Linked DNA regions of Homo sapiens: region 2 is linked to region 1. A link is an interaction called in ENCODE POLR2A ChIA-PET data of the cell type or tissue named here. Cell type or tissue: OCI-LY7. All regions are shown on one strand. Links, peaks and the distances in the headings refer to the core of each region. The heading gives the core; the rest is flanking DNA.

What was found. ChIA-PET counts read pairs that join two places held together with the same protein. Peaks named below come from ENCODE experiments on the same cell type or tissue, not always from the same donor. Only the 100,000 strongest peaks of a DNase experiment are listed, where the experiment ranks them.
Region 2: POLR2A ChIA-PET joins it to region 1 with 5 read pairs; 2 of 35 experiments call an interaction of 5 or more read pairs at or near these places.

What each region holds. Positions count from the first base shown.
Region 1 is chr16:13,995,484-13,999,876 of GRCh38, reverse strand. It overlaps a transcript of MRTFB not described here. Among named protein-coding and RNA genes, the nearest start is that of LINC02185, 18 kb to the left of the region's middle. In OCI-LY7, for the core only: no CTCF peak of the experiment used is centred there; a DNase peak (open chromatin) is centred at 1,806; H3K4me3 peaks cover 613 bases; H3K27ac peaks cover 1,500 bases.
Region 2 is chr16:14,253,132-14,257,524 of GRCh38, reverse strand. The region is part of intron 15 of MRTFB (myocardin related transcription factor B); the gene reads right to left. Among named protein-coding and RNA genes, the nearest start is that of TRT-CGT2-1, 31 kb to the left of the region's middle. In OCI-LY7, for the core only: no CTCF peak of the experiment used is centred there; no DNase peak of the experiment used is centred there.

The sequences.
Region 1 (4,393 bases), core at 286-4,285:
ATTGCAATGTTTCTATCATATAGGCTCTTTATGCAGCAAGGAAACCCCACTTACATTGGCTTATATAATAAAGAGCATTTAACTGGTGGAGGCCACTAAAACCTCCAGCAATAGGCCTGGCTTCAGGCGAGGCTCGATCCTGGGGCTCAATGGCTTCACAAGGACACAGCGTTCTCCATCTCTCGCTCTACCTTCTGTGGTGTTGGCTTCATCCTCAGGCACCATGCGATGCTCCCCCACAGCCCCTAACAGTTCCAGAATCTTCCCCATGGTCACAAATGCCTGCAGTGGTTCTAAACTTTGCATCTTTATACTGATGGCTCCCATGCAAAAGAGAGAAAGCTTTTTTTTTTCTTTCTTTCTTTTTTTTTTTTTTGCCAGAAGGCTCTAGACGATGTCTTCTTGAGTTTCACTGGCTCTGACTGGGTTCTGTGCCCATCCCAGAGCCAGTCACTTTGGTGTGGAGATAGGAAGTGAAAAATATTTCTGACTAGCTTGAGCCAAATCCTATTCCCAAGAACAGGAAAGCAGTGGCTTCCTGAAGGGCATTGTCCCCAAAAGGAAAGAAATATGCTGAGCCACAAGCAGCGACCTGTTATATGGTTTATTCATTTTGCAGTTTCATCCTCTCCTACCCAGGAAAGCCTCTGAGGTTAGAAGTGACTGTTCTTTTTTTTTTTTTTTTGGAGACAGAGTCTTACTCTTATCTCCCAGGCTAGAGTACAGTGACGAGATCTCAGCTCACTGCAACCTCCACCTCCTGTGTTCAAGTGATTCTCGTGCCTCAACCTCCCGAGTAGCTGGGACTACAGGCACATGCTACCACGCCTGGCTAATTTTTTGTATTTTAGTAGAGACAGGGTTTCACCATGTTGCCCAAGGTGGTCTTGAACTGAGCTCAGGCAATCTGCCTGCCTCAGCCTCCCAAAGTGCTAGGACTATAGGTGTGAGCCCCCATGACCGGCCTTTTTTTTTTTTTTTTTTTTTTTTTTTTTTTTTTTTTTTGAAACAGAGTCTCACTCTGTCACTCAGGCTGGAGTGCAGTGGCATGAACATGGCTCACTGCAGCCTCAACCTCCCAGGCTTAAGAAACAGGCCAATATTAATTTATTATCATTTTTCTTCCTTCTCCTTGTTCCTCCTCCTCCTTCTTCTCCTGTCTTCTGTCTTCCTTCTTCCCTCTTCCTCTTCTTCCTCTTCCTCCTTCACCTTCTCTTTCCCCTTCTTCTTCGAGACAGGGTCTTATTCTGTGGCCCAGGCTGGAATGCAATGGTGTGATCATAGCTCACTGCAGCCTCAAACTCCTGGGTTCAAGTGATCCTTCTGCCTCGGCCTCCTGAGTAGCTGGAACTACAGGTGTGCAACTTCATGCCCAGCTAATTTTTAAAAATTTTTGTAGAGGGTCTTGCTATGTTGCCCATGCTGGTCTTGAACTCTTGACCTCAAGAGATTCTCCTGCCTCCCAAAGTGTTGGGATTATAGGCATGAGCCACTGTGCCTGGCCAATTTCTTTTCTTTCCATCTGTAGGTTTACCTGGGGCTCTAAGTTCTAAGAATCCCAGGTCTGTTACTCCCAAAATTTCACTGAGGCCACAGATCTACCCCGAGGTAGATCAATAAGTTCAGGTTGAAGTGTCATGTTTTCACCTGCCAAAGGCTTCCTCTGCATTCAAAATAAAATTCGCACTCTACACCTGGCCTGCCTACGACTCACCCCCTTGCTGAGTTGTAGCCACACTCATTTCTTGTTATTTATTAAGCCAACCTGCTGCACGCCTCAGAGGCTTCTACTTCCTGTTTCCCTGTGTCTAGAATGCTCTTCCTTTAAATCTTTGCACAGCTGCTACTCAAATGTCACGCTCTCTGAGAGGTCTCTGACAAGTCTAGCATGTAAAACCACTTGAAATTATTGTGTTTGTTGATGGTTTGAGTATCTCCCTCCTTTCTCTAGACGGTAAGCTCCATGAGGCAAGCATCATGCTTGTCTTACTCACCTGGTTCCTGGTTCTGTGTCTAGCACAACGTAGGTACTCAAATGTTTGTTGAATAAATGAATGAAAATTCTTTTTTTTTTTTTTTTTTTTGAGATAGGGTCTTGCTCTGTCACACAGGCTGGAGCGCAGTGGTGCAAACATGACTCACTGCAACCTCCGCCTCCTGGGCTCAAGCTATCCCCCTATCTCAGCCTTCCAAGTAGCTGGGACTATAGGCACATGCCACCATACCCAGCTATTTTTTTTTTTTTGGTACAGATAGAGTCTCACTGTGTTACCCAGGCTGGTTTGAACCCCTGGGCTCAAGTAATCCTCTTGCTTCAGCCTCCCAAAGTGTTAAGATTAAAGGCATGAGCCGCCACGCCTAGCTGAAAATTCTTTTCTGAATGTCCTTGTAAACTTTTTCAGGGCAGGGCAATTTCTTACATTTTTCTTGGCTTTTACTTGGTGCCTACAAAACACTGGGCATAAAAGAGACAAAATACAATAGTATTTTTTCAAATAAACTAAAGCTCTCTGCTGAAGGGATTGGCTCAAAGTTGCCCAATAAACTAAAGCTCTCTGCTGAAGGGATTGGCTCAAAGTTGCCCTCACATTAGTACAGAAAGATACTACATGATGCTAACTGCTTCTTTGAGAATTTTCTTTCCAAAGCCATTGCATGTGAACATTTGAGATGCCCCCCATGTCTGCGTGAAACTGCAGAGGGGAACGTGGGGCCATCTTTCTATCCTGGTCTCTGAGTGTGGTGATAGAGCCACCATATACAGGCAAACGTCTGAAAATGATGTCATGGGATGATGCTCTTGTTTACTCCTTTACCCAAATGAGGTAGAATGAGAAGAGTGTCTTTTTATCTGTCACGCTGTCCACTGCAAACCCGAAAGTCAAGGTCACAACCCTAATGTGCTGATCACGCAGGTGGAACCCTCATTTGTGGGCCGAACTCTCCCTGAGACCTATCAGCCTGTGACAGTCCTCAAGACAATCAGGTGAGAGTGTGGATGGCCCCACGCGGCTAATAGAAACTCAAAAGCACACCTTCTACAGAGAGCCGTCGGTTGTCCCTGTACTCAACAGAAAACACACCACTGGGGGCATCTCAAGTATGCCTAGTCTTCATCCATTCTCTGCCTACCCAACCAGGCCTATCCCTCTCTTAGACTCTCACATGGCCCCTTGACCTTTGTCTCACGAGCTCTCCATCATTTGTCATGCTATCTTTATGTAGGTGATTATTTCATTAATATCCATCTTCCCCATTGGACTCCAAACTACTCAAGGGCAAGGCGCAATCTCTTTTGCTCACTGCTGTATTTTGTCACCCAGTCCTGTGCCTAACACATGGACCATGCATCATAAATACTTTTTGAATGGAAGAATGGATGAATGGAAGAAAGAAGGGAGGCTAAATGTTTTCTCTGTCAGGTATCACCTCACCACCACCTTGTCCCTTTCATCAAGGTGTCTCCTGTGCCCACAGTAGTATCTGGCATAGAGTAGAGGGGCCACAGATATTGACAGAAATGAATGAATGGACACTGATCTTTGCCTTCTCAGAGAAGCCTGGTTACCTTCTTTTTTTTTTTCTTTGTTGTTGTTGTTGTTGTTGAGACAGAGTATCACTCTGTCACCCAGGCTGGAGTGCAACGGCACGATCTTGGCTCACTGCAACCTCCGCCTCCTGGGTTCAAGTGATTCTCATGCCTCAGCCTCCTGACTAGCTAGAATTACAAGTGTGTACTACCATGCCTGGCTAATTTTTGTATTTTTAGTAGAGATGGGGTTTCACCATGTTGGCCAGGCTGGTCTCGGACTCTGGACCTCAGGTGATCTGCCCACCTTGGCCTCCCAAAGTGATAGGATTACAGGCATGAGCCACCGTGCCCGGCTGCCTGGTTAACTTCTTAAGGATAAATGTATGGAAAGGGAGAATGAGGGGAAGCTACATGATATGGTTTGGCTGTGTGTCCCCACCCAAATCTCATGTGGAATTGTAATCCTTGATGATGGAGGGAGGGGTCTGGAGGGAGGTGATTGGATCATGGGAGCGGTCATCCCCCTTGCTGTTCTCATGAGTTCTCACTAGATCTAGTTGGTTAAAAGTACATGGCACTTCCCCCTTCACTCTCTTCCTCCTTCTCCAGCCAGGGATGATGTGCCTGCTTCCCCTTCACCTTCTGCTGTGATTGTAAGTTTCCTGAGGCCTCCCCAGCCATGCTTCATGCACAGCCTGTGGAACCATGAGCCAATTAAACCTATTTTCTTTAAAAATTACCCAGTCTCAGGTAGTTCTTTATAGTAGTGTCAGGAAGGACTGATACACTTCAATATACGAATATACTGAACCAAGCCCAAAGGCTGCATTTAGGTCACTCCCTTCAGAATCAATGGGGCCA
Region 2 (4,393 bases), core at 118-4,117, 260 kb before region 1:
TTCATACTGTGTGTAGTTTCTTGGTGGTAGGGGAAGGACTAGCTTCTTTCACCCAGCATAATTATTCTGAGATTTATCTGTCTTACAGTGTGTACCTCAGGAACAGTTAATTTTTTTATTGCTGAGTAGCATTGCATTGTATGGAAACACAGCAGTTTGTTTATTCATTGACTTGTGGATGGACATTTGGGTTTCCAATTTTTGGCTATTACAAAAAAGTTGTTGTGAACATTTGTGTACAGGTCCTTGTATAGACATGTGTTTTCTCTTCTCTTGGGTAATTAGGAGTGGAATGACCGGATCACAGGACAGGTGTAGGTTTAACTTTTGAAGAAATGGCCAAACTGTTTTCCAAAGTGACTGTTCCATTTTACACTCCCACCCTCAGTATATGGTATAAGATTTCTAGTTGTTCTCCATTCTCACCAATACTTTGTAGGGTCAGTCTTTTCAATTTTAGATATTTCATTAGGTGTGTAGCGGTATTGCACAGGGGTTTTAATTTGCATTTCCCTAATGACTAATGATGTTGAGCATCTCTTCAAGTGCTTATCTGCCATCCATTTATCTTCTTTGGGAAAATATCTGTTCAAATCTTCTGGCTACTGCAGATTTCTTCTGCTGTCTGTTTGCATGGTCTATCTTTTTCCAGCCATTTACTTTCAGTGGTCTTTGTATTTAAAGTATGCCTCTTGTAGATACATGCATTAGTTACCTATTGATATATTATAAATTATTCCAAAACATAATGGCTTAAAATTATTATGTCACAGTTTTGTGGGTCAGGAATGGTTTTGATGGGTGGTTCTGGCTTCGGGTCTTTCATGAGGTTGCAGCCAGGATGTTGGTCAGGTTACCGCCAACTCTAGGTGTGGCTGGGGAATGCCCTTGACTGGCAAGTTAGTGCTGGCCATTGATGGGAGGCCTCAGTGCCCCTCCATGTGAGCCTCTCCAGATGGCTGCTGGCATGTCCACATGGCATGACAGCTGGCTTTTCCAGAGTGAGCACTCCATGGGAGAGCAAGGAAGAAGGGGCATGCCTTTTATGACTTAGTCTCTGGAGTCACACACCATCACCTCTGCCAATTCTGTTTGTTAGAAGTGAGTCGCTAAATCCAACCCAGAGAGGAATGTCAAAGAATTTGCAGACATATCTTAAAACTGCATACAGTTGAGTCTGGCTTTTATATCCACTCTGACAATTTTTTGCATTTTAATTGAATTGTTTAGTCATATGTGTTATAATTACTGACATGGTTAAGTTTGGGTTTACTATTTTATATTTTATATTTGTCTTCTATTCATCCCATCTGGGGTTTTTTTTTTTTTTGTTATCCTGTTTTTCTTTCCTGTCCTTAAAAAAAAATTTGACATTTTTGTATCTAATTTTTCTTTCTTTCTTTTTTTTTTTTTTGAGACAGTCTCGCTTTGTCACCCAGGATGGAGTGCAGTGGCACAGCCTCAGATCACTGCAGCCTCAACCCCCTGAGATCAAGTGATACTCCTACTTTAGCTTCCCAAGTAGCTGGGACTACAGGTATGCACCACCACACCTGGCTAATTTTTGTCTTTTTTGTAATGATGGGGTTTTATCATGTTGCCCAGGCTGGTCTTAAATTCCTAGGTTCAAGCAATCCTCCCACTTCGCCTCCCAAGGTGTTGAGATTACAGGCGTGAGATGCCATGCCAGGCCTTTCTATTGATTTTTTTTTTTAAAAGCTATCTTGAATCTTTTAAATTGTTACTATAGATATGCAATACATATCCTTAACTTCTCATAGGCTACTTAATGTTGTACACTGAATAAAACATAGAGATCCTACAACCACACAGATCCACTCATTTCCTCCCCCATCCTTTATTAATTATTTTAAGTATTGTCTACACATGCTATACACTCCTCAAGACAGTGTTATCTTTGGTGATGAACTAACTCAATTTTTCTTTATCTGAAAATATCTTTAGTTCACTTTCATTCTTAAGGGATATTTTAACATGATAATAGAATTCTGGGTTGACAATCCCTTCCACTTCTTCCTCCCTAAAAACTTCTAAACGTGCTGTTGCACTCTTCCAGTTTTCATAGTTTTTGATGAAAGGTTGACATTAATCAATTAGTTGTTTGCTCTGTGTGAAATGTGTTTTTTCTCTTGATGCATTTAAGATTTTCTCTGTCTTGTCAACAATTTGACTGTGATGTGATTTATCCAGCTTGTTTATCGAGCATCTCAAAGCTATAAATTTGTCTTTCATCCTATTTGTGAACATGTCAGCCATTGTTTCTTCAAATATTTGCCTCTTCAGTTCTTTCTCTCTTCTTCTGGGACTTCTCTTCTACCTATGCTAGACTGTTTTGTTTGAATTATATAACAGGATTCTGGGCTGTGTTCACTTCACAATCTCTGTTATTCAGATTGGATAAGTTATGATCTATCTTCAGGTTCATGACATTTTTTCCCCTGCCATCTCCATTCTGGTAAGTTCATCTATATATTTTTTTCATTTCAGATACTGTACTTTTTTAGTTCTCAAATTTCCATTTAGTTGTTAAAAATCATTTCTGTATCCACATGGATCCCTTTTATTACAAGCATATTTCCTTTTCCATCACTGAGGACAGCTGTAATAGTAGTTGCTTTGAAAACCTTGCCCGCAAGTTCTAACATCGAGATGAGCTCAGGATTGGTCTCAGCCTTTTTCCTTTGAGATAGGTTACATTTTCCCAATTCTTTGTATGATGCATGTTATGGATAAATGTTATGGATGTTAAATTGTGGCAACTGTGAATTCTGCTGTTATTCTCAGATGAATGGTTTCTATTGTTTTAGCAAGCTATTAACTTGGTTAGACTTAAAACTTCAAAATGTTTCTTGGGTAGATGTTCCAATCTCACTTTAGATCTTTTGTCTTCAGCTGAGCTGCTAAGCGTCCATTCCACGCCTGTATGGCTTAGGGGTCAGCCAGAGATGTGGGCACACAGAATTTGGGGATCTCCTCTCTGGCTTTTTCCCTCTGGTTGCTCTCAATTCAGTTATCTGGATTTCCAGGCCATAAAGACTATGGCTTTTCTCCAGTAACCCTGCCACTTAGCTGGACCCCAGAGTAAAAGCAGCACAAAGAGGGAAATCATGCCACATCACTCCCTTCCTGAGTGTGGATTCCCCACCAGAGAATGACTGCTTCTATTTACTCTTCAATGCGTTCAGGTAGTTGCTTTTTGTTATGACCCACATTAATAGCTATTATCTGTGGGAAGATTGAACCGGTAGGGCCTTACTTAGCCACTCGTGGAATTGCAAGTCTGAGTAAATGTATTTAAACGAAGTTTGGTGCTCAATGGCATATAAGCAGGACCTACAGGTGGCTACTCATTTGAATAACCAAAAACCAGTGTAGAACCTCAGTCTATAAACAGGAACCTAGAGACATGTAAATACCAGAGATTCCAATCAGCTGTCTTAGGTTACAGTGGAAGATTCATCAAGTAAGCAGGACTTAGAAAGGATGGGTACTATCTTTTTGTTTTCTTAAAAACTGCAGTTAAGCTCTTGGCAATTCACTTCGTCTCTGCTCCCCTGTGAAGAGAATAGATGTCACTCCGAATGGACCATGAGGGAGGAGTGTAGTCCAGCACCACCTGTTTGACTTCTTATTGCAAATATTTGAACCCGTCTTTGAAATCTGACTTTTCCCTCACAGACAAGGGCCTTTGCTGAGTCTGTAACTAAGGGACATCTTACAACTCAAAGTTACGTTCCCTCGGTACTCAGGGAATACAAAGCAGCATGTGGTAGGTTCCACTTCCTCCAAGAGGCAGCCCCCTACGGGCCCTGAGCATCCCTGGATGTCCTTGGTGAGGGTGCCAAACTGACAAGGTCGCCTGGACTGAGCAGCTTCTGTAGATGCTCACTGAGGCAACCAAGTGGGTCAAGGAAGCGTAGGCATGACTGCATACTCCCTGGGTGAGGGACTGGCTTGTTTGCTGCTTGCTAGAAAAAGCACAGAGCCCTTGGCCCCACGTTCCTTAGGTGCAGCTTGACCCACTGCATACACAGCCACCATGTGGCCCCAACAAGTTACCCCATGGAACACGGGAGCGGGAGAACTGGTACAACTGCACTGATGTTCCTGCTGTTTGCCGTGGATAATAAACAGTACCGCTTGGATATTGTCTCTTGGTGTCCACCTTTAGCACCCATGGAGCGGTGTCAGGGCCACTCCTTGAATCCTCTATGAGGCTGGGGTTCTTCCCTCAAAGGTTAGTTTTAAGCTTTGACAGAAAGCTTTAGAGAGAAAGATTGGAGGAGTGTTTAGGGTAATGTATGACAAGTACTCTCATGACTGGGCACCCACCATGGGCCATATGCTTTTACAAATAGGAACCCTAACTTCT